2 separate regions of the Mus musculus genome follow, and region 2 is linked to region 1. The links are chromatin contacts, found by POLR2A ChIA-PET in ENCODE. All regions are on one chromosome and are shown on one strand. The core of a region is the stretch at or near the end of the contact, and the rest is flanking DNA. Distances in the headings are between cores, read along the strand shown.

Evidence for each region. ChIA-PET counts read pairs that join two places held with the same protein, here RNA polymerase II (POLR2A).
Region 2: POLR2A ChIA-PET joins it to region 1 with 11 read pairs in Patski. The contact joins the promoter of Uroc1 here to the promoter of Zxdc in region 1. POLR2A ChIA-PET finds 5 or more read pairs at or near these places in 3 of 5 experiments (Patski and embryonic stem cell).

The regions. Positions count from the first base shown.
Region 1 is chr6:90,366,066-90,371,519 of GRCm38, forward strand. Zxdc (ZXD family zinc finger C) reads left to right here and starts at 3,429. Exons shown (of 10, transcript NM_173002.3): 1 at 3,429-4,503. The coding sequence starts at 3,594.
Region 2 is chr6:90,330,604-90,335,762 of GRCm38, forward strand. Uroc1 (urocanase domain containing 1) reads left to right here and starts at 2,686. Exons shown (of 20, transcript NM_144940.2): 1 at 2,686-2,841. The coding sequence starts at 2,716.

The DNA.
Region 1 (5,454 bases), core at 2,179-4,678:
CTCCATAAGCAAGCCTAGCTCAGCCTCGGTCACTGTCCATCGAGTCCTATTTATACCCTCTAAACATCTCATGTCCTCCATGAGTCTTGTCTTAGCACATGGGTCTGTCTCAGCTGACATTACTCTGCCAATTACTCAGTCTGCAGAAACTGCAAGAAACTTCAACACACCACCAGAAGTTTTTGGGTGCATTTCTCTCTATGGAGTCCTGACAAATGCTGCGGACCAATACATGCATGTTGTTAGCAAAGAATCTCTTATCACATGTCCTTTCACATGCTTATTTTAGCAGAACATATTTTCACCTGTGTCTGTGTTAGTCAAATGTTCCTGTACAAGTTTACCCTAGTCTTTTCACCTGTGTCCACTTCAGAAAAACAGTCTTTCACATGTTTGCCCCAGCAAAACACCGTCCAACACAACTGATTTTCCAAAGAACCCTTAAGTTTCCACTTCACACTAAGTTCCAGGATGCAATTCAGTGGCCTGAAGCACCCCATGATGCTATGCGGCAGTTCTGACCTAGGTCTAGGAGCCAGCTTTTCATCACCCCAAGCTGACACTACCCCCTCCTCAGTCCCTGGTACTCATCAGTTTACTTTCACCCTATTGTATTGTGTGCTCCAGAGACCTCACAGATGTAGAGTCATATAGCACTTATCCTTCTGTGATTGATTTACTCACCCATTGTGTCATGTCCTTGAGTTCTTCCATGTGGCAGCATATAGCAGAATGCCCTTCCACAAACTCTGTATGATGAACCACATTTGCTTAGCCCTTCAGCCACTGAAGGGCTTGTGGGTTCCTGTAAATCCTGCTGTGAGCCAGATGTGCATGTATCTACCCATGGCCTTTCTTTCAGCTCTTGGGTCGGCATCTAGAACTCTAACTATGGGGATCACATTATAATTCTATCTTTAAGTTTTAAATGAACTATCAAAACATTTTCTATAGTAGGAAAATAGTGTCTAAATCTAGAATTTAATTTCTAAAATACTTGTTTGTGGTCTAAAACACTCACTAGAGTCATTGAGCTGAATCAGTGCTTAAAGGCACCTGCTACCATGCCCAATGACCTGAGTTAAACCCCCAATCTACACAGTGGAAGGAGTGAACTGTTGTTAAGTTGTCCTATGTGTGCGCACATGCACACACACACACACACACACACACACACACACACACGCCTAACTACAAACTCGATAGTGCCAAAGGGAACCTACTCAAAAACCCCTTTCTCCACCTCACCATGGAGGTGGCATCAAGGATCTTTCTAGAAAAGAAATTTCACTTTCATTTCACTTCCTGGAGCCCCTTTAATACTCAAATCATATTTTTTATATTTTCCCTTTCTAAGCTTGCTATGCTTATTCAACCCGCTCTTCATGAGACTTAACCAGAGAACAAAATCTAAAATGGGCATTTCTGAGACTTTGTCAATGCACTTAATCTGAATCTCTTCACCTTAGCCTTAGGCAGACTCTTCAGACAAGGGCAAAAAGCAGCCTCGTTCTTCACCAAAATACTACAAAAACAGTCTCTAGGCCACATATTGAGGTCTTCTCCCCTAAAACCTCTTGGGCCAAGTCTGCACAGTTGAAATCACTCACAGCAACAACATCTTCCCTATTCCTACTAGGATAGCTCATTAAACTCCATTTAAAGCATTACACGGCTTTCCAAATCCAAAGTCCCCAAATCCACATTCTTCCAAACAAAACCATGGCAACACCTATCACAGTAACACCCCAGGCCCTGGTACCAATTTCTGTCTTAGTTAGGTCTTTACTGCTGTAAACAGACACTATGACCAAGGCAACTCTTATAAGGACAACATTTGATTGGAGCTGGCTTACGGGTTCAGAGCTTCAGTCTATTATCAACAAGGCAGGAACATGGCAGCATCCAGGCAGGCATGGTACAGGTGGAGCAGAGAGTTCTACATCTTCATCTGAAGACTGCTAGCAGAATACTGACTTCCAGGCAGCTAGGAGGAGGGTCTTATAGCCCACACCCACAGTGACACACCTACTCCAATACCTTCTAATAGTGCCACTTCCTGGCTCGAGCATATCCAAACCATCACAGAGTGCATAAGCACATATACAGACAGGTAAGGTTTTTCACAAACAGATGTGCTATTTCTGTGCTCATTTTTTAAATGTATTTTTAATAGAAGCATACAGACGTGTCATTGCTGTCATTTGTTGTCAGTAGCTTTTGTATATCAGATGTGCTGTTCAATCAACACTTTTAATGCCAAAAACTTTTGCTCCTTGGAGAACCCATCCCTATTAGAGGCTAGCCCTAATTCCCCATCTCCCACTAATCTACTGTCTGTATAACTTAGCTCTTCTAGACATTTCATATAAATGGCATTATAGCACATTCTCTTTTGTGGCTGAAATATTTTTCATAGGTTTGGTCATGACATAACTTGCAAAACTCTGTAATTGCTCAAAAATATTCCACTGTATGAATATATATTCATCTGACAATGAACACTTGCATTGTTTCCCCTGGCGAGTTGTTGTAACAAAGATTACTATAAGCATGCAAGTAGTTTTTGTGTAGACATATTTCCATCCCTCTTCAGGGAGACACAGGGGGAGGGAGATACCCTTGCATTTTAAGGGGCAAATTGGTGGGAAATGGGGGTAAACCAGTGTAGGTGCAAATGGCAGGTTGGCAAAGTTTTAATAGTATTTGAACTTTCAGAAGACTAAAGCCTGACCTACAGAAAACAGGCTGGAGGCAGAAAGGACTGGAATGGGTGGGGGCGGGGAGACAGTTGGGTAAAGGTGGAGCGGAAGACAGGTTCCTTAGCTATTTGAGAACCTAGGAGTGAAATAAGTTTGAATTTGAGTGGTGATGACAGGAGTGGTGTGATTCCAGATGAATCCGTATGAGACAAGGGGGATTGTGGAATTCAGGGAACAACCAGCAACTTAGAAGGCAGACATATATCAAGGAAACACGGAATGTCTTTAGTGGTTTAGGTAGGGATCCCATCAGGACCTGCTACAGGGCAAATCAGGTCGGTGGCACAGTAGCAGCAGATAGACGCGCTCTTCGGCGAGGTCATAGAGAGATGACAAGCAAAGTGGAGAGGTTCAAAGCCTGAGTGTCAGTTCTGGATCATGTGGCCACAGGTAAACTTGACTTGTTTCCTTACACTTGGCAATCACAGGTTGAATTAGCTCGTATTTTCAAAGTACAGAGGGCACAGGAACTCTTAAGAAACGCAATCAGTTTTCATTCCTTTGCGCTACCCAGATGCAAAAGTAGGAGCCCAAATCTGAAGACCCTCTTTTTCCAAGTTGGGACTCCAAGCACAAGACAAGTTGGAGGCTCCGCCCCTGCTCCAGCCCCTGGGCTTCCTCGTGACTACAGTCCCGACAGCCCTCGCGCGCCACGCCCACGCCCACGGCTCCTGCGCACGCGCAGCTCGAGATGCGACTCTGGGCTGTAGTCTAAGCTCAGCTTTGACAGAGGCTCCCGGGGGGCGGACCCTAGGTGTCGCGCGCATGCCTGGCAGGGCTGGGCAGCTCTTCTCCGGTGGCTGCGGTTCGGACGCCTCAGCTGGGCCTAAGATGGACCTCCCGGCGGTGCTGGCCGCCCCGGCCACGCGCGGAGACCAACATGGCGGTGGCCCGAGCCGACTTCGCCGCGGCGCGGGGCCGTCCCTCGGTGCCGGTCCCGGGCGCCGTCGCCTGCTGCTGCTGAGGGGCCCGGAAGATGGCGGGCCCGGGCCGCGTCCAGAGGAGGCCCCGGGGCCCAGCCCGCCGCCCCCGGAGGACGGCGGCGACTCCTTCGTGGTACTGCTGGAAGTGCCGCGCGCGGCCGACACCCATGGTCAGGAGGAGGCCGAGCCCGATTCGGGCGCGAGCCCCACGGAACAGGTCCCGGCCGCCGCCCCCGGCGCAGCTCTGGCAGGCACGGTCACCATCCACAACCAGGACCTCCTGGTGCGCTTCGACCGCGGCGTCTTCACGCTGGCTGCGGCGCCCGCGCCAGCCGCCCCGAGCCTGCATCCCGCGACCACCCCGGGCCTGGAGCCCTCGAGCGCTGCTGCGTCCCGCCGCGGGCCGGTGGCCGCTAGCGCTGGCTCCCCGGCCTACCGCTGTCCGGAGCCGCAGTGCGCGCTGAGCTTCGCCAAGAAGCACCAGTTGAAGGTGCACCTGCTGACGCACGGCAGCCTCCAGGGCCGGCGGCCCTTCAAGTGCCCGCTGGATGGCTGCGGCTGGGCCTTCACCACCTCCTACAAGCTCAAACGGCACCTGCAGTCGCATGACAAGCTGCGTCCCTTTAGCTGCCCGGTGGGCGGCTGCGGCAAGAAGTTCACCACCGTCTACAACCTCAAGGCGCACATGAAGGGCCACGAGCAGGAGAGCTTGTTCAAGTGCGAGGTGTGCGCCGAGCGCTTCCCCACACACGCCAAGCTCAACTCCCACCAGCGCAGCCACTTCGAGCCCGAGCGGCCTTACAAGTGTGATTTCCCCGGTAAGCTGGAGACGCGGACCTGCCGGGGCGGGCGGGACCCGGCGGGGTCTGGACCCAAGGGCCAAACTGTCGCTTGTTTGGGCAGGGTTTGCGGAGGTCGGGGTGGAGGCGTTACGCGCCCTGATCTAAATGAGAATAAGGCAAAAACACTCCCGTGTTTGTTTTGAAGTCCCTTTCAGGTACTTAGATATGAAGCTCTGGGTTCCTACAGCCAAGTGGCATGCACAATCGCAGCTATCCGTGGGGAGGGTACAAACCTTTGTTAAGATGCTTACATTGGAAGTGACCTCTTCTCAGAGTTGAGTCAGGACTTTATTTTTCTCAGTCTACTCGTTCAACAATACCAGAGGAGTCAGAGGTCCAAGATACATAAATCGAAATATGCCACCTTAAAATACTGAGGGAATGAGCACACATTGGTGCTTCTCTGGTCCCTCTCCAGCCTCTCTGGAAGCCCCATTGATTAGAGGACACAGAGCTCCCAAGGACGCCTCGAACATTGGATCAGACCCCTGTCCTTTCCAATATTATGAATAGAGTGATGCTCCTTCATCAGGAGCCGGTGTGTGACACAGCTGTTTTTGTGTCTTTTATACTGATTTTTGACAGACTAATCAGTTTCTGGAATCATGTCTGTTCTTTTTACTTTTAGCCAGCATCTAGCTTGCACATTAACATTTATATACACTCTGCACTAGTAATGTGCATTGTAGATTATTCTCATATGAAGATTATTATTATATGTAGGGTATAGCACCTGAAAAGGATATCTTGTGTGTTGTATGGGGCTGGGAGGAAGAACCAGACTTAACTTGTACAAGCAACAGATTCTACTGTTGTATTCTAGCGTGCACATCATATCTGATAGAGTCTGATGTAGAAATCATCAGGCTGATGATTGAAAACATGCAGTCATTTCCTAATCCGAGAATGATGATGGCTGCTCTCACC
Region 2 (5,159 bases), core at 1,436-3,935, 36 kb before region 1:
GGAGTCCTATAGCCCAGTCCACTCCTAAGGTTGTATTGATTTGTTTAAAACAGCCTAAGACTAGGAGTTACAGAGACAACGTGTGGAGCAGACTGAAGGAATGACCATCCAGAGACTGCCCCACCTAGGGATCCATCCCATATACAATCACCAAACCCAGACACTAATGTGGATGCCAACAAGAGCTTGCTGACAGTAGCCTGATATATCTGTCTCCTGAGAGGCCCTGCCAGTGCCTGACAAATACAGAAGTGGATGCTCTCAGCCATCCATTGGACTGAGCATAGGGTCTCCAATGAAGGAGCTAGAGGAAGTACCCAAGGAGCTGAAGGGGTTTGCAGACCTATAGGAGGAACAACAATATGAACTAACCAGTACCCCCCAGAGCTCCCAGGGACTAAACCACCAATCAAAGAGTACACATGGAGGTACTCATGGCTCCAGTCGCGTATGTAGCAGAGGATAGCCTAGTTGGACATCAATGGGAGAAGAGGCCCTTGGTTCTCTGAAGGCTCTGTGCCCAGTGTAGGGGAATGCCAGGGCCAGGAAGCAGGAGTGGATGGGTTGGTGAGCAGGGGGAGGGGTAGATAGGAAGAGGGGGTTTTCGGAGGGGGAAACCAGGAAAGGGGGTAACATTTGAAATGTAAATAAAGAAAATATCCAATAAAGTAAAAAAAAAATTGGAAAGAGAGCTAGAGATAAATATGGAAGAGTTTAGTATAAGGAAAGGAAGTAGGAAAATCTTGTATTCATATTATAATCTCAAAAATAAAAGAAGTAGGGGCTGGTGAGATGGTTCAGCAGGTAAGAGCAACCGACTACTCTTCCGAAGGTCCTGAGTTCAAATCCCAGCAACCACATGGTGGCTTACAACCATCCCCAACGAGATCTGACTCCCTCTTCTGGTGTGTCTGAAGACAGCTACAGTGTACTTACATATAATAAATTAAAAATAAATAAATAAATAAATAATAAAAGAAGTAATAAAAAGTAAGTTTACTTTAAAGTGACACGTAAAATATAATGTGTATGTATTTAAGTACCATTACTTAATATTTTCAATATATCTTACATATTGATGTATTAAGTTAAATATTTCTGTGTACACAAACTCATATTTAAGGTGAAAAGAAATGATATGCACTTTTATACTTTGTCAAAATTTTTTTAAAAAATGCACAATGTGAAAAAAAATTCTAGGACTGAAACTCAAGGGTAGATGGATGATTAGCATATCCCTGGAACAAAAAATAAAAAATAAAAAAATAATTAAAAATAAAAAATAAATTTAAAGAAAAAGGAAACCTAATCAGAAGCACACAAACTCGGGGTAGCATGTTACTTTATTCACCTGTGTACCATGAAGGATTTGGGTGTCAGCTGAATAGAAGGCATTCAGGATGAGTTGTGAGAGTTGTGGACCCTTCTGGACTTTGTGAGTGTTGTGGACCCTGTGGGCTTCTTGGTACCCTGGGGGTCCCTTCATAGGAGCCTTGTGAATCCTTCCTTAGGGACTTTGTGGGACTCTTTACACTGTCATGACTGGTGGCATCTGTCAATGGTGATTAACCCCACCTCCACCTCTCCCCTCCCTGGGATTCCCTGGAAAACAAGTGACTTCTGGGGCTATCCAGGAGTCACAAGACCGGCTCCCAAGGATGCAAAAATACTCTCACCACAAGGCCACCCAGAATGCCCCCTGGTGTCCCCAGACGCAGGACTGCAGACAGAGACAGATCTGCTTTTCTAATTGTGCTATAGAACGTCTTGTTGATGTCTTCACACCACTCCCGCATGTACACTGGACTCTTAAGCACAGATGCCATTTCAGTGGTGTCTCCATCCAACTGTGGGGTCCCAAGTCTCCAATATGAACTTCACTCATAACCAGCTCCAGGACTTCAGGAAGTCTCCTTGCCTCTCTGACCTCAGTTTCCTTTTCAGTGACATGGGACTGGAGTTCTGAGGGCCAGCACAAGTGCCAGCCACCTCATGTACTGCTCTAAGTGACCAATGGTTCACCTTCCCACTCTGCCAAAGGCCGGGTGACATGACCTTTTTCTGCAGATGGAGGAGTAGGTCACCACCCACCTGTGTACACAGGGACAGAGCAAAGGGCATGAAGTTGGCCAGGAGTGGACATTTACCAGGATCACTGGGACTCAATGGTGGACCTTTCCTGGCTAGGGGCGGGGGGAAGTGACACCTAGCATTGGCCTTTGGTCCAAGGCCAGGATGTGGAGAAAGGCTTTTATGCAGAGCTGTTAATGATTAGAGGTTGCTGGGGGCATGGAAAGCTGTAACCACACCTACCTTCCCCTTCTTGCTCAAGTGTCAGGGAAATGGAATACAAGGGACTTGCTTCTGTAGAGCTTGAGCCAGGTTCAATGTCACATGACTGCCCACCATCAATATTCCAACATTGCCACTTTTTAGACCCCCTCTAAGATTGGAAAAAACCTCACCCTCAAAGCCTACCAGCACCCCAAACTCATACCCATCTAACTTGGGTATGACCCCAAGGAGTTTCTCCTCTGGCAAGTAACACTCAGGCAACCAACCTATCAGGCAGTGATCCAAATGACCTGCCCCTTATGCCCTCTCTGGACCCAATGAGGGGCTGGAGGAGGTGGCCCTGGGGCTGTCCCCACCCTGCTTGCCCCTGACTACCCAGTCAGTCACTTCATACTTGCCTCCACCTCAGCTTCTGCAGACATGTCCAGCCTCCAGGAACTGTGCTCTGGTCTGCCCCTACGACCCCTTCCTGAGAACCGGGGTCGCTGGGCTGGGGTGCCACATGCTCCGGTTAGAACTCCGAACCTCAGCCCTGAAGAAGAGCAGGTAACAACTGCTACCCAGTCCTCTGGGGCTCTGGGGCCCTTTGGTACCTTTTAGGTGGCCAAGGTGGCTGGATACCCCTCTTTCTTTCCACATATTAGCTGTCCCTGTCCCTACCAGCTCCCAGCGAAGGGTGAGGGGGTGTGTCAGCATCTATCAGACTGACATTCTTCAGGTGAAGCCACACCTTAAGACTCGGAATTGGGGCTCCCACTTCCAGATGAGGACACTGGGGCTCAAGGTCACCCAAACAGTCTGTGGTGGTGGTGCTGCAGCCACCTCTGGTGAGGAACAGGAAGAGGCAGGGTGTGAAGTGGCCCTAGCTCAGCACCTTCGCATGAACCTTGTCCAGCTCCAAACACTGAGTGACCCTTGTGTCCTCTGCAACAGTTTTTCTTTGCCCCTACCCCAAAACCTCCCGTTGACTGCAGCTGTGTCCATTAAGGACACAGAAGTGCAGGGAAGGATGACAGTTCAGGTAGCCCCTCACCTGGTGGCTCCCTTTGCACAAGGGATTTAGGCCAAAGAGCTTTCCAAGCTGCCAGACTGAAGTAAGTCCCTGAGCCATGAGAGGCTGCTTTTCTGAAAGACACTGAAGTACAAAAGCTAAATAAAATGCCCTACTACCACCCTCACCCACAGACTGCTGTTCTGGGGAACACCACTCCTGGGCTTTTCCAGAGCTGCCCACAGTCAGGGAGCATGTTTCAGAGCTGCTGGGGTAGGACACTGGTGGACAGGAGCCAGGAATGAGAGCAAACAAAGAAATGAACTGAGGGTCCTAGAAAATGGGGTAGCACCGGGCAAGACAGGGCTGGTGCTGGAGAGGAGCCTACGGTAGAAGGACTGGGGTGGTGGTCACCTTGTCTTATCATTTGACCTGTCTCTTCTGCTGAGCTCATGTCTCTGCTGTGGTTAATGTTCTTCCTCCTTGGCACCAGTGCCTTGAGTAGCCACAAGAGCTGGGAAGGCTCTGTTGCTCCAAGGGCCTCTGCTGACACCCCTGTGGCTGGATGATGGTGATTAACCTCCACAGTGTTTTGTGGTAGCAGAAGGGCAGCCAGGAACTGAGAAATCGGGCCCCTTTGGTTTTATTCCTGTACGTCACCCTGTGTTTGAAGAGTACAACAAACATCCTTAAAGGAGAGGTGACTTGCAGATCTGAGGAGTTAGAGTTAGGAAGTGACTTAGTCTTCCCACTATGATGAAGTCCCAAAATTTAGTGAAAGCTTCTCTTTCGTTGACTTGCTTTCCATTTGGGGTGTGTGTGTGTGTGTGTGTGTGTGTGTGTGTGCTTACATGTGCACACATGTATACATATGTGGTTGTGTGTGTTCCTGTGTGTCTATGTGCTTACACACACATATATATGTGTACAAATGTGGTTGCATGTATTCCTGGGTGTTTGTCTGTGTCTCCATTATGTGTTTGCACATGCCCACACATGTGTGGATGTGTGGGTATACATGTGGGGTTGCATGTGTTCACGCAGGCGCGCATGCGTGCTTGTGTGCATGCGTGAGTGTGTGTGTGTGTGTGTGTGTGTGTGTGTGTGTGTGTGTGTGTTCAGGTGTGCGTACTTTCCACACCTTCACACTACTCATTCTTTCACTGTTCAGACAGACTCGGGCTTCAGTCCTTGCTTTTCTTTGGCAGCTCTCCATTTACATGAGGAGCGTCCCCTATTATACTTTAGTCAGTGAACACTCAGCACAGGCCTGGTGAACCTTCACACTGTGCCTCACAAGGGGAGCAGTTCTGCTGTTAGAAGCACTCTCCCCTGTGTGCAGTTTCTCTCAGAGACCTTTTCTCCCAAGTCCTGTCTCATCCACCGCAGCTGAGCCCTTCACAATGGTGGGCCTGGATGCCTGTCACTATCAACACACTATCCTGAGAGGCCTTTAACATGGCGGGTCTGCATGGTGGTCTGCCTACATACCATCCTGAGCTTGTTGGCTGGGGGCTCTCCTGCGGTGGTCTCTGGGGTCCAGCAACACCAGCATGTGCTCACTGAATGCATGAACAAGAACATTTGCTAAGAGGCCAACCCCACATCCTACAAGGCACATAGGAGGACTTCTGGGCAGAGGTGGCTATGGAAGCTTGGACAAGGATTCTATGAGGGAAAGAAGGGCTGTGTGGAGACAATAGAAACAGTACATTGAAAGGCAGAGATGGGCCTTCCAAGGTGGAGGAGACTCCATGCAAGTAGAGCTGGGAGCAGAACTTGGAGCTCCAAATGCAGCATGACTGGAGAAGATCCAGTATGCCAAGGACCCTGCGAGTGTCACAAGATAGGCAGTGGGAGCCGAGCGTGGTGG